Regions from separate parts of the Homo sapiens genome. Here region 1 is linked to region 2. Evidence: chromatin contacts called from ENCODE Hi-C or POLR2A ChIA-PET data. All regions are on one chromosome and are shown on one strand. The core of a region is the stretch at or near the end of the contact, and the rest is flanking DNA. Distances in the headings are between cores, read along the strand shown. Region 1 overlaps WDR1 (WD repeat domain 1). Region 2 overlaps LOC124900660 (a long non-coding RNA gene).

The links. Hi-C counts contacts between places; a loop is a spot of excess contacts on that map. ChIA-PET counts read pairs that join two places held with the same protein, here RNA polymerase II (POLR2A). Pooled maps may share reads with other maps.
Region 1: a loop to region 2 is called in a map of dorsolateral prefrontal cortex, with 2.7 times the contacts of the local background. The contact joins two enhancer-like sites. A Hi-C loop is called at or near these places in 1 of 168 maps with a recorded cell type or tissue (dorsolateral prefrontal cortex) and 8 of 50 pooled maps. POLR2A ChIA-PET finds 5 or more read pairs at or near these places in 1 of 52 experiments (MCF 10A).

Annotation. Positions count from the first base shown.
Region 1 is chr4:10,094,409-10,099,606 of GRCh38, reverse strand. It overlaps WDR1 (WD repeat domain 1), which reads left to right. Exons shown (of 15, transcript NM_017491.5): 4 at 468-615; 5 at 1,716-1,896. Among named protein-coding and RNA genes, the nearest start is that of MIR3138, 18 kb to the right of the region's middle. RefSeq lists enhancers at 2,886-3,375, 2,780-3,979, 4,557-5,198. Within about 2 kb of position 3,111, at least 33 of the 41 ENCODE cell types and tissues checked have a DNase peak (open chromatin) inside an H3K27ac peak, as active enhancers do; they include dorsolateral prefrontal cortex, where a contact is called at or near this core.
Region 2 is chr4:9,688,457-9,693,157 of GRCh38, reverse strand. LOC124900660 (a long non-coding RNA gene) reads right to left here. Exons shown (of 5, transcript XR_007058019.1): 5 at 2,604-2,868. It also overlaps the pseudogene FAM86MP. Among named protein-coding and RNA genes, the nearest start is that of DRD5, 91 kb to the left of the region's middle. RefSeq lists enhancers at 1-449, 450-960 and silencers at 1,268-1,417, 1,428-1,477, 1,538-1,617. Within about 2 kb of position 1,342, at least 31 of the 41 ENCODE cell types and tissues checked have a DNase peak (open chromatin) inside an H3K27ac peak, as active enhancers do; they include dorsolateral prefrontal cortex, where a contact is called at or near this core.

The sequences.
Region 1 (5,198 bases), core at 1,862-4,361, 400 kb before region 2:
AGCAACTGCAAAGGAGAGGCAGGTGTAGCCAGTGCCGTCCCATTCCACAAAGGTGGCCTGAGGCCCACACGTCATTCTGATGCCCCTACAAGAAAAGAAACACAGTGAGAAAACTAAACCACTTCCTGGCATATTGGAGTTTACCATGATGTGTCCCTGGGCTTTTTCTGATGCCTAAGCAGGGTTTGTTATCCAGATGATTTCTGGCAAGATTTCTGGCAAAATGCAGAGGCCCAAATGGCAGGCCTCTGGATGCCACGGGCTCTGACTTAAGGGTGGCTGAATATTGTTGCCCTAAGACACGTTCTCTTCACTAGGCCTTTTCCTCTAGAAAGCCTAAGCAACCAGACATGGTTCTGAGTGGGCCTATGGCCACGTGGCCCTGGCCCGGCAGTGACCTGTGGCTCTCCCCCTGCCCTTTACCCCACCACCGCCTCCCCCCCTCCCCCGCCCGCTGTGCCCCACAGATGTGTCTGGGAAGCTGAGGATCTGGGATACCACGCAGAAGGAGCACCTGTTGAAGTATGAGTACCAGCCTTTCGCTGGGAAGATCAAAGACATTGCTTGGACTGAAGACAGTAAGAGGATCGCCGTGGTCGGGGAAGGAAGGGAGAAGTGAGTCACTCCTCTCAGCCCCTCCCTGCCCTGTTGCTGTGGCTCATGCGTCCATGTGCTATGACCCTGGGAGGGGGATGCGCTGATGTCTGTACTAACTTGCACTCGTGAGGGTTGAGCTCCCAGTAGGTGCCGGGCCCCGTGAGGGCTGGCTGCAGCCCCAGGTAAGGTAGAACTCCACATCACACTGGGTTTGTCACCAGGGCCCAGCACTCATGTATCTCCTCTGACGTCCTGAGTGCCTTGCCTGCTAGAACCCCAGCTCTCATGCCCACCTGCAGGCAGCAAGAAGGGGACAGAGTGAAAGAGCAACAGCACTTCTATTCGGGGTCCCTCACAGCAGCTGCCCCATGAAGCTGCCAGGGAGGCTGAACTGTTTCTTCCAGCTGGGCACCTCCCCCAAGGGTCTCTGATGGAGGAGGGAGGGGCAGTGGATGCTGGCTGGGTGGCACTGGGTGGCTACTGACCTCAGGGGCCTAGTGACTGGTGAGGTTGGTGCCGAAACCCAGGTTTTTTTAATTCAAGAGAGTCAGAGTCCCCCCTGCAGCACCATGGCTGGCCATAACCCCTTGAACTTGACAGTGGCATGTCTGTTCTTCACTGAATGGCACTTTCTCGTACATGTTCTAGTAGGTGTTTTTCCATGGCTTCTCAAGTCATTCCTGTTGGTCTTAATTCCTTCTTTTTTCAGTAGCAAATAGTAACTAAAACAGTGTTTTTGTTGAATGTCAGCCAAGAGCAGGGCATCTCATTCCTGTAGGGGATGGTAACTGTTCCCTCCCAATAGAACTGTAAGGAGAATGGTGAAGCTGTAAAGATAGCCCTGGGCCCTGTGGCGTGGGGCCCCACAGACACACACATGCATCCCCTTCCCGAAGGCGCCGGCTTGCCCCATCTTGTTCTTGGGTCCTTTGGACAAATGCCTTGTGGAGCCAGAACCCCAGTGCTTCCCTCATTTGTCCCTGTGGCGTTCTGAGCTGCCTGCTGACAGTCACTCCATCCTCTGTGCACTGGCAGCTCAGCTATCAGATTGCTTACCAGCCTTCTGGGATTGATTTTTTTTTTTTTTTTTTGTCTTCCACCTGTGTCATTGGGTCAAGGTTTGGAGCAGTCTTCCTCTGGGATAGTGGCTCTTCTGTGGGCGAGATTACAGGACACAACAAAGTCATCAACAGCGTGGACATCAAGCAGAGCCGGCCATACCGGCTGGCCACGGGAAGCGATGATAACTGCGCGGCATTCTTTGAGGGACCCCCATTCAAGTTCAAGTTCACAATTGGCGTAAGTGAACTTACTTTTTGGGTGAAATTTGTGGTTTGTACATGAGGCTAGCAGAGGCTGAGCCTGTTTAGATGCTGATGGCAGAGACCACAGCACATGCCACGTATGCCATGATACACAGAAGTGGGCTCCCAGGGGTGTGCAGAGAGAGGGAGGGCTCCCCCACCCAGCACTCGTCCTCCCCAGGCCCTCAGCTGGGCATGGATGGTTCCCACAAGGAAGGGCCCTGCCCTAGGATGATGTGTGCCTGTCGGGGATTGGGGCAGGAATGTCCCTGACCGTGTAACCAGGCAAGCATCTGGGGCTGGAGGTGCTCATTAGAGAGGGGAGCCTGCAGGGCCTGCTGTTAGCTGAGCCACCAAAGTGGCAGAGGAAGGGAGCTTGCGGGACATCCAGATTGGTCTCTCCTAGAGACAGTGAGGGCAGTGATGCGCCTGCAAAGTGACAAACGGTTAGAAGACTGAAAGATACTTTGTGGAAGAAATGTGCCAGAAATGCGGCAGGCTTTGGGTGTAGCTGGCAGCATCTCAGAGGCCCATGCCGTGCATGCGCCCCGCCTTAGGCACCCAGGCCTTGCCAAGCCTCCTCACTTCTCCCTTCTGCAAGACGGGGGTGTGCCGGGGCCAGCAGCATCTGAGGGTTTTGACTATGAATTTGAAGTAGGAGAGCCACCTGGCAGGTCTGGAGCATCTGTGATGCCCATTTTCCTGCCCCAGCTTTGTAGGAGTGAGGGGAGGAGCCCAGCAGCCAGTCTCAGCACAACCCCACGGCTCTGCCCTGGCTTTCCCCATCCCGCTTGTGCTTGCGCTGAGGATGGACAAGAACAATGGACCCGGAAATGCACATTTTAGGGACTGTTGATGTCCTTGGAGGAGGTTGTGTTTGCAGATTGGACCAAGTTCTCGGGACTCCTCTTGGAACCGTCAGTGGTTTCACTGTCTGCCTCATGGAGGATTAATGAGATCATGTCCTTAAAGTGGCTCAGTGAGGAGCACTGTCCATTTTAGTGACATCATGCCATGAATCATAAATAGCCTGCGCAGTGCAGCTGGAAAGGGCGAGGACGGGACCCACAAAGTGAGCAGAATTTCCAGAGACTGTTCTTGGCTTAGGGTACAGGAGGGGGCTTTCCAAGGATGCCCCGTTCGTAGTGAAACAGGCTTCATTTTGTCACGGAACCGCAGGCTGAGCTGGGCCTGGCTGGGCAGGTGAAAGCATAGGGAGGCTCCCTGTATGCAGCTGAACACGCGGCAGCTCTCAGACTCTGCTCTTGTGGCTACCACCTAATGGGTAGGTAGTGGAGACCTGGCTATTTTGGGAGCTGTATTGAAGGCTGTGGCTTCAGGCCATGTTTCTTCGCTAGGGTGGAGGCACTGCAGAGCAGGGTGAGTAATGCTGAGTCAGCTGCACACCCCATCTCAGCCCAGGGCAGGAGGAAGCAGCTCAGAGACTTCTGTGGTAGCTAGAAGCCGGCTGTGGGTGGGGGCTCCTTGGCCTGCCCTGGGAGGGATCATTTCCACTCTGCAGCTGTGCATTAAACCCAGCACAGGGTGCTCAGCAGGGTCAGGGGCACCAGTTTGTTCCAGGGGTGGGCTGGAGCCTGTCTTCTTCACCAGGCTGCTGTGCCCCTGTGTGCTTGCTTGGGGACTTGTCCAGAACATTCTTTCTCTTTAGTTGTCCTTTCTAACTTCAGAAAGGACTTCACCCCACTGCCCTGGCCCAGGAGTGTTGGGTACAAATGTCTGCCCAGCTAGCCCAGCTCCAGGGTGGGTACCACCATGTGTCTTGAAGTCTTTTGTGGAACCCACAACCATGGGCCCTGCCTGAGGACCTGGGAGAAATAGAAAGGGCTGTGGCCTGGCACAGAGCTAGGTGGCTGTGCCCCCCTCGGGTGAGTCATGCCTCTGGGCCCTCCCGGAAACAGGGTGACAGTGACCCTTGCGTGCTGCACCCTCAGCCACAGGGAGGGTGTGAGAGGCAGCAGTGACCATCCACATGCTCAGGAGACATGTGCGGACTCAACTGCCCACGCATAGGAAGGACAGGAAGGGTGCTCAGGGACCCCACACCTGCCCCCAAATACCTTCTGAGTTGCAGATACACTTTGGTGTGTATCTGCACTTAAGCCCTCCGGACCCCAGAGGAAAGCTGCGGTCGTGCTCTCCATGACCAACCCCAAGACAAAGGGAGCGCGTGCAGGCTGGGGGAAGTGAGAGGAGGTGTGAGTGCTAACATGAGGCCCAGCCACAGTCAGCTTTGAGGACATGGTGGGCTGAGCATCGCTGGGCTTCCTCCCGTATGTGGGCTCTTCTGATGTGGTCGGAAAGCCTGGGATGTGGAAGTTCTCAGGAATTAATTGAGCCTGTTATAGTAAAAGATTTTAAAACCATATGTGGGCATTTTTTATTTTAGAGGGAATTAAGTTCCACTTGCTGTGAAATCCACATAGCAGTGGTCTTTTTTCCCCAGATCTTTCATTCTGCAGCACATGACGGCTGAGTCTGGGCTGCCTTTGCCTCCGCACCAGCGCTCAGGCCTTGGTGGCCTTGCCTGCCGCCCCTCGCCTCCTGAGAATGAGCAGCTGTGGTGGCAACTCGGGCCTGTCTTCATCTGCGCCTTCTGCACCCACTCCCTGCAGAGGCCCCCTGTGGCCGGGACCAGGAAGCTGCCCTGAGCTTGGGGGTGCAGCGCTGGGGTGGCAGGTGCTTCCCTAGTTACCCAGGTGGGAGAGGGACTGGCGTATGACTGCGGAGGGACCAGCTGGGTCGTGTTGGAGCTGCTGCCTTGAAAAGGAACAAGGCATGTTCTGAAGGCGTTTCAGTACAAGCTGAAGCAGAACTCCATGATGCTGTGCCTGAGCTGAAATGCAAGCAGCATTCCCTGTGTGCCCCTCGTCCTGAGGGACCGTAGCCCAGCTTTGGTCTTCATTTGCCTGAATGAGGCTCCAGGAAGATGGGAGTGGAGGAACATTTGGCCTGGAATAAGCCTGGGTGCCGGCTCATTCCTACCCAGTGACATTGAAGACGCGGTAGGTGACCTGCGGAAGTAACTTCCGGGGTTACAGGAGAACGGTTCTGAAAGGAGACCCTGGGCACCGTGGTCTCGGGTCTCCAGCACTGGCATTTTGCGAACCCAGGGGTAGGTTCCCCTCAGAGGGTCTGACCGTGGCCTGAAAAAGGGAGGGTGGCGAGACCATCTCCCTGCCTTCCCCCATCTCACCCATGGGGATGTCTTCATGCCAGGCAGGCTCCTGGGATAGGTACTCCTGGATGGGTTTAAAGGCCCCACTGAGTTTCTCTCTG
Region 2 (4,701 bases), core at 93-2,592:
TGCAAAATATCCCACAGAAGCTCAGAATCTGATGAGTCTCTTAACTTTGCTTCTAAGCTCTATGTGGAGGGAAGAGAGAGAAATCTCAAGGGTGCATTCACAGGAACATTAAACGTGCAATAGAATGTGTTGGCAAAGCGCTATGTGATCTCTCCTTGGGGACGTGGAGCCAGTTGGAAGTGGAAGCCACAGCAGCTGAAAGCCTGACCTTCAAATGTTGCAGGTGCACCTGGATGAGTCACAGGAAGAAGGCTAGAAGACTGACTCTTGGCCACATTAGTCTTGGCTACTTAGCTGCCACCCAGGTCATGGGCCAGCTCCCTGGTTGCACTGGTCAGCCAGGAATTACCAGGGCAGCCATGGCACCAAGGTTTGATGGGCTTGCCATCTGAGTTTAAGTGGAAATGCAGAATGTGCCCATACCAGCCTGGGTTACATTGTCCTCTTACAGGGGCCTCAAGCCCAGCAGCGAGCTTTGGCTCCCGAGTTAGGCAGACTGTCTCGGCTGGTATGTGACACGGGGCAAGGCACTTCATTGCTTCAGAGCTCCTTCCATGCCGTAAAAGGCCCTACAAGACCTGGTCCTAATCCCTCTCTCTGGCCTGTTCTCCCTCACCTCTTGCCCACCCTGCTCACTCCACTCCAGCCACACTGGCTGCCTTGCTGTTGTTCCTCAACCACAGCTGGCTTGTTTCCACCACAGGGACTTTGCATATCCTGTTCCCCAAGCCCTTCCCATGGCTAGCTGCTTCACCACTCAGGCCCCAGTTCAAATGCCACCTCTTTGGGGAAGGCTTCCCTGATTCCCCGACTTTGGTGACTCTTCTCCCCAGTTACTCCATTCACCATTTCCCTGTTTTATTGGCTTTAAAGCTACTCTCATCTGGTCTTTTCTTGTTTATTCATTTATTTGTTTGTTCTCTGGCTCTCCCATGCAAGCAGAGCCTCATCTGTCATGGGTACTGCTGATCCATGGTGCCGGGCTCACGAAAGGCATTTATTAAACATTTTCAGACCGAATAAAAACAGTAGCTAACACCGACATGCATTTACCATGAGCCAGGCACTGATCCACAGGCTTTTGTACTCAACTCTGACAACAACCCTAAGAGGTAGCTATCATTATATCCCCCATTTTATTAAGAAGAAAACAATAGCACAGAGAAGGGCTCAGGAGGCGGGGCCGGGGCGGGGCGTTGACTATGTCGTAGCACATGACCAGGCGGTGCTCGGACTCTGGGAGGCAGAGCTTAGGGAGGGCCGACGTGGGGAGGGGCCCAGGGTCCGGGAGGCGGGTCCGAGTCTGGGCTGCGGGCTACGCTCAGGAGGCGGGCCATGGGGGTATGGCCAGGCGCTGCTCGGGCCCTGGGAGGCGGAGCTTAGGGAGGCGCCGGTGTCGGGAGGAACCCAGGGACTGGGAGGTGGGTCGGGGCTGGGCTCAGGGGCCGAGACGGAGCTGGGCTTGGGGCGGGGCCGAGACGGAGCGAGGGGTCCAGGGTGTGGGAAACGGGGAGGGGTTTGAGGAGGGAATCGGAGTGTGGCTCACGTTCGGGAGGCGTTACCTGCGGAGGGTTTGAGGCAGGCCCAGGAGCAAGGCCATGGTCGGCCGAGGCGGGGCCAGGGGCGGGCCCTAGGAGCCGGAGCTTTGGGCGGGGCCGAGTACGGGTTTGGGGCCCGGGAGGCGGGGCCGGTTAGGGCAAGGGTCCCTGGGATCGTCGAGTCAGGCCTTGGGCCAAAGTAGACACTCTCGCAGTTCCTCCGCCTTCAGGAAGGTCTTTTTGGCAGGGGCCTTATGGGTGCGCGCTTCGGTCCTGGAGGCCTTATCCCAGCCGCCTCTCCATCAGCGCCACCCGTCTGGGGCCCGACAGGAGGGAGCTTTCCCTCTGTCCTCCAGCCTTTGGACTGTCACCAAACAAGCCATTCGTTCACCAAATACTTACTAAGCGCCTACCATGCGCCTGGCAAGGCAGATGTAACAGTGAGAAAAACTAGGTGTGGTCCAGACCCTCCAGGGTCTCAGGGGCTCGTGGAAGAAGTGGACATTGAAGTACTTATGATACAAATGAATATAAAAGTACAATAGCGATATCTGCCATGAAGGTGAGCAGACAGAGCTAGCGGGGCTTCCAGGAGGAGTTTTGATCTTGCAGGGACAGGAAGGAGGAGTTAGCTCCTGCGGGGTGGGATTAGCGGTGGTGGTGATATAGACTTGGGGACAGAGTGGAAAACAACAAAAATATAATTATTTTAGTTCAAAGTTATTGTGTCTTGAGTTGAAAGGCAGGGCAGTTAGCAACACAGTTCATATTTCAGTACTGCCCCTGAAATCTGAACTGTGTTCAAAGTCTAAAACGTTTACCTTAGCAAATGCCTCATAAAACTCCATTTGGAAGAGTCCAGAGAGCTAATTTGTTGAGTATACTTGCAGAAGGTAGATGAGGAGACAGATTAAATCTTATTACCTCTTTCAGATGAGAGGCACTTGAGCCCTGCTCAGCTATGAGAATAAGAGAGGGGAATTAATTCTAATTGAATACACTTGTTCTCTCATAGCTGTTGTTCCCCACCAGAACCAAATGAGCGCAAGATCTGACAAAGAAAAAAAAGGTTCATCTTTTATTCTCCCAAACACTTTCATTTAAATCAAGAGGGTGGGATGTGGTTATTGCTGTGCTTTTAGACAGAATCAACGGTTTCTGGGTCTGAGATATTGCATATACCCTCTCAGTCCCTGTATCCTGAGATGGAGTCACCTGAGAATCCACAGCAAGTCCTAACCAGGGATGGGTCTGCGTGGTTAAGGAAGGTTGGCTTCAGAACTGGGCCAGGGGCACTGCTTTGCTTTTGCTGTTTTGATCAGCTCTCTGCCTGTAGGAGACAAGGAAAACCAATGGGAACAGGTTAGTTACACTCATAAATCCTGGGCTTATTTTACTAACTCACATAATAGCTATTAATTGCCTTTCTTCCAAGGAGCAAAAGGGTATATACGGTCAATGCCATAGTAAGTAACACTGTATTATGTTATACTAAAATATTAATAAATCTAGGTTGGTTCAGTCTTTCCTGATTCCATAGATTGGAAGCGGATTGAGGAAGGACGCTAGCGGACCACAGAGCTGAGCCATGCACACAGAAGAAACCTTTTTTTTTTTTTTTTTTGTGAGACGGAGTTTCGCTCTCTTGTTGCCCAGGCTGGAGTGCAATGGCACGATCTCGGCTCACTGCAACCTCCACCTCCTGGGTTCAAGTGATTCTCCTGCCTCAGCCTCCCGAGTAGCTGGGATTACAGGCGTGAGCCACCATGCCGGGCCATTTTTGTATTTTTAGTAGAGACAGTGTTTTAACATGTTGGCCAGGCTGGTCTCAAATTCCTGACTTCAGGTGATCTGCCCGCCTCTGCCTCCCAAAGTGCTGGGATTACAGACGTGAGCCACCGCGCCCGGCCAGAAGAAATCTTTATCTTGGTGTGCGGGCTCTGATGAGGGACAAATGTCATCTATCTTGGACCTGAATCTGGAAGGATCAAGGCACTGAAGGGATTTTTTTGTTTCAGACAGTCTCCCTCTGTTGCCAGGCTGGAGTGCAGCGGCACGATCTCAGCTCACGGCAACCTCTGCCTCCCGGGCTCCAGCGATTCTCTTGCCTCAGCCTCCTGAGTAGCTGGAACTACAGGCACGCGTCACCACGCCCAGTTAATTTTTGTATTTTTAGTAGAGACAGGTTTTCACCATGTTGGCCAGGATTGTCTCAATTTCTTGACCTCATGATCCATCTGCCTTGGCCTCCCAAAGGGCTGGGATTACAGGCGTTAGCCACCATGCCCGGCCTCACTGAAAGGATTTTTTTAATGTCACGTGGCTCTCACAGGTGCGGTGTGTTCGGGTGCAAGTGAAGATTATGACTGATGCTTAAAACCAAACGTAAAATTCCAGGTGGTGTTGCTATGGGAAGAAGCATTAGAACAATCTGAGTGGTTTCAGTTGCAAGTGTGTGTCTATGTGCAAGAACTACAATCAAGATTCAACTTCTGGCTTTGAGGGTCTCTTTAATAACAGTAATAGCAACCTAAGGCAGTTTAACAGTATGGAATGATTGCCTTTTAGAAATTAAGCTATGGGCATGGAAGTTCAATCAGTACACTGAAGTTTTTCCTTTATCTCTCCTATGGTTAATTGTTTCTGCAGAAAAGGACCAACTGATTTCTTTCTAAAACGTTGCTTCAGGGTGTAGAGACCTTTATAGGTCCTGTTTCAACTTACAGAAAATTTTTATAGTTCAAATATAAATTATGTTCAATGTGGACTTTGTAATAGGATTTAAGGTTAAGTAAAGTTTCCACTTTCCTTAGGCTGTTTGCAGTGCCCAGCAGGCCCCATGATATCGAGATGGAAGTTATGTTAAAGGAGGAGATTGGTCAGGGATGGGCAGAATAAGGAATATGGGCAGCTCAGGCTAATGATACAATGATTGAGGTGTAGAAAGAGGGTCAGGCATGGGATAACGCCTGTAATCCCAGTGCTTTTGGAGGCCAAGGCAAGAGGATCGCTTGAGGTCAGGAGACCAGCCTGGTCAACAGAGTGAGACCTAATCTGTACCAAAAAAAAAAAAAAAAAATTAGTTGGGCATGGTGGTGTGCACCTGTAGTCTCAGCCACTTGGAAGGCTGAGGTCAGGGGATCCCTTGAGCCTAGGAGTTTGA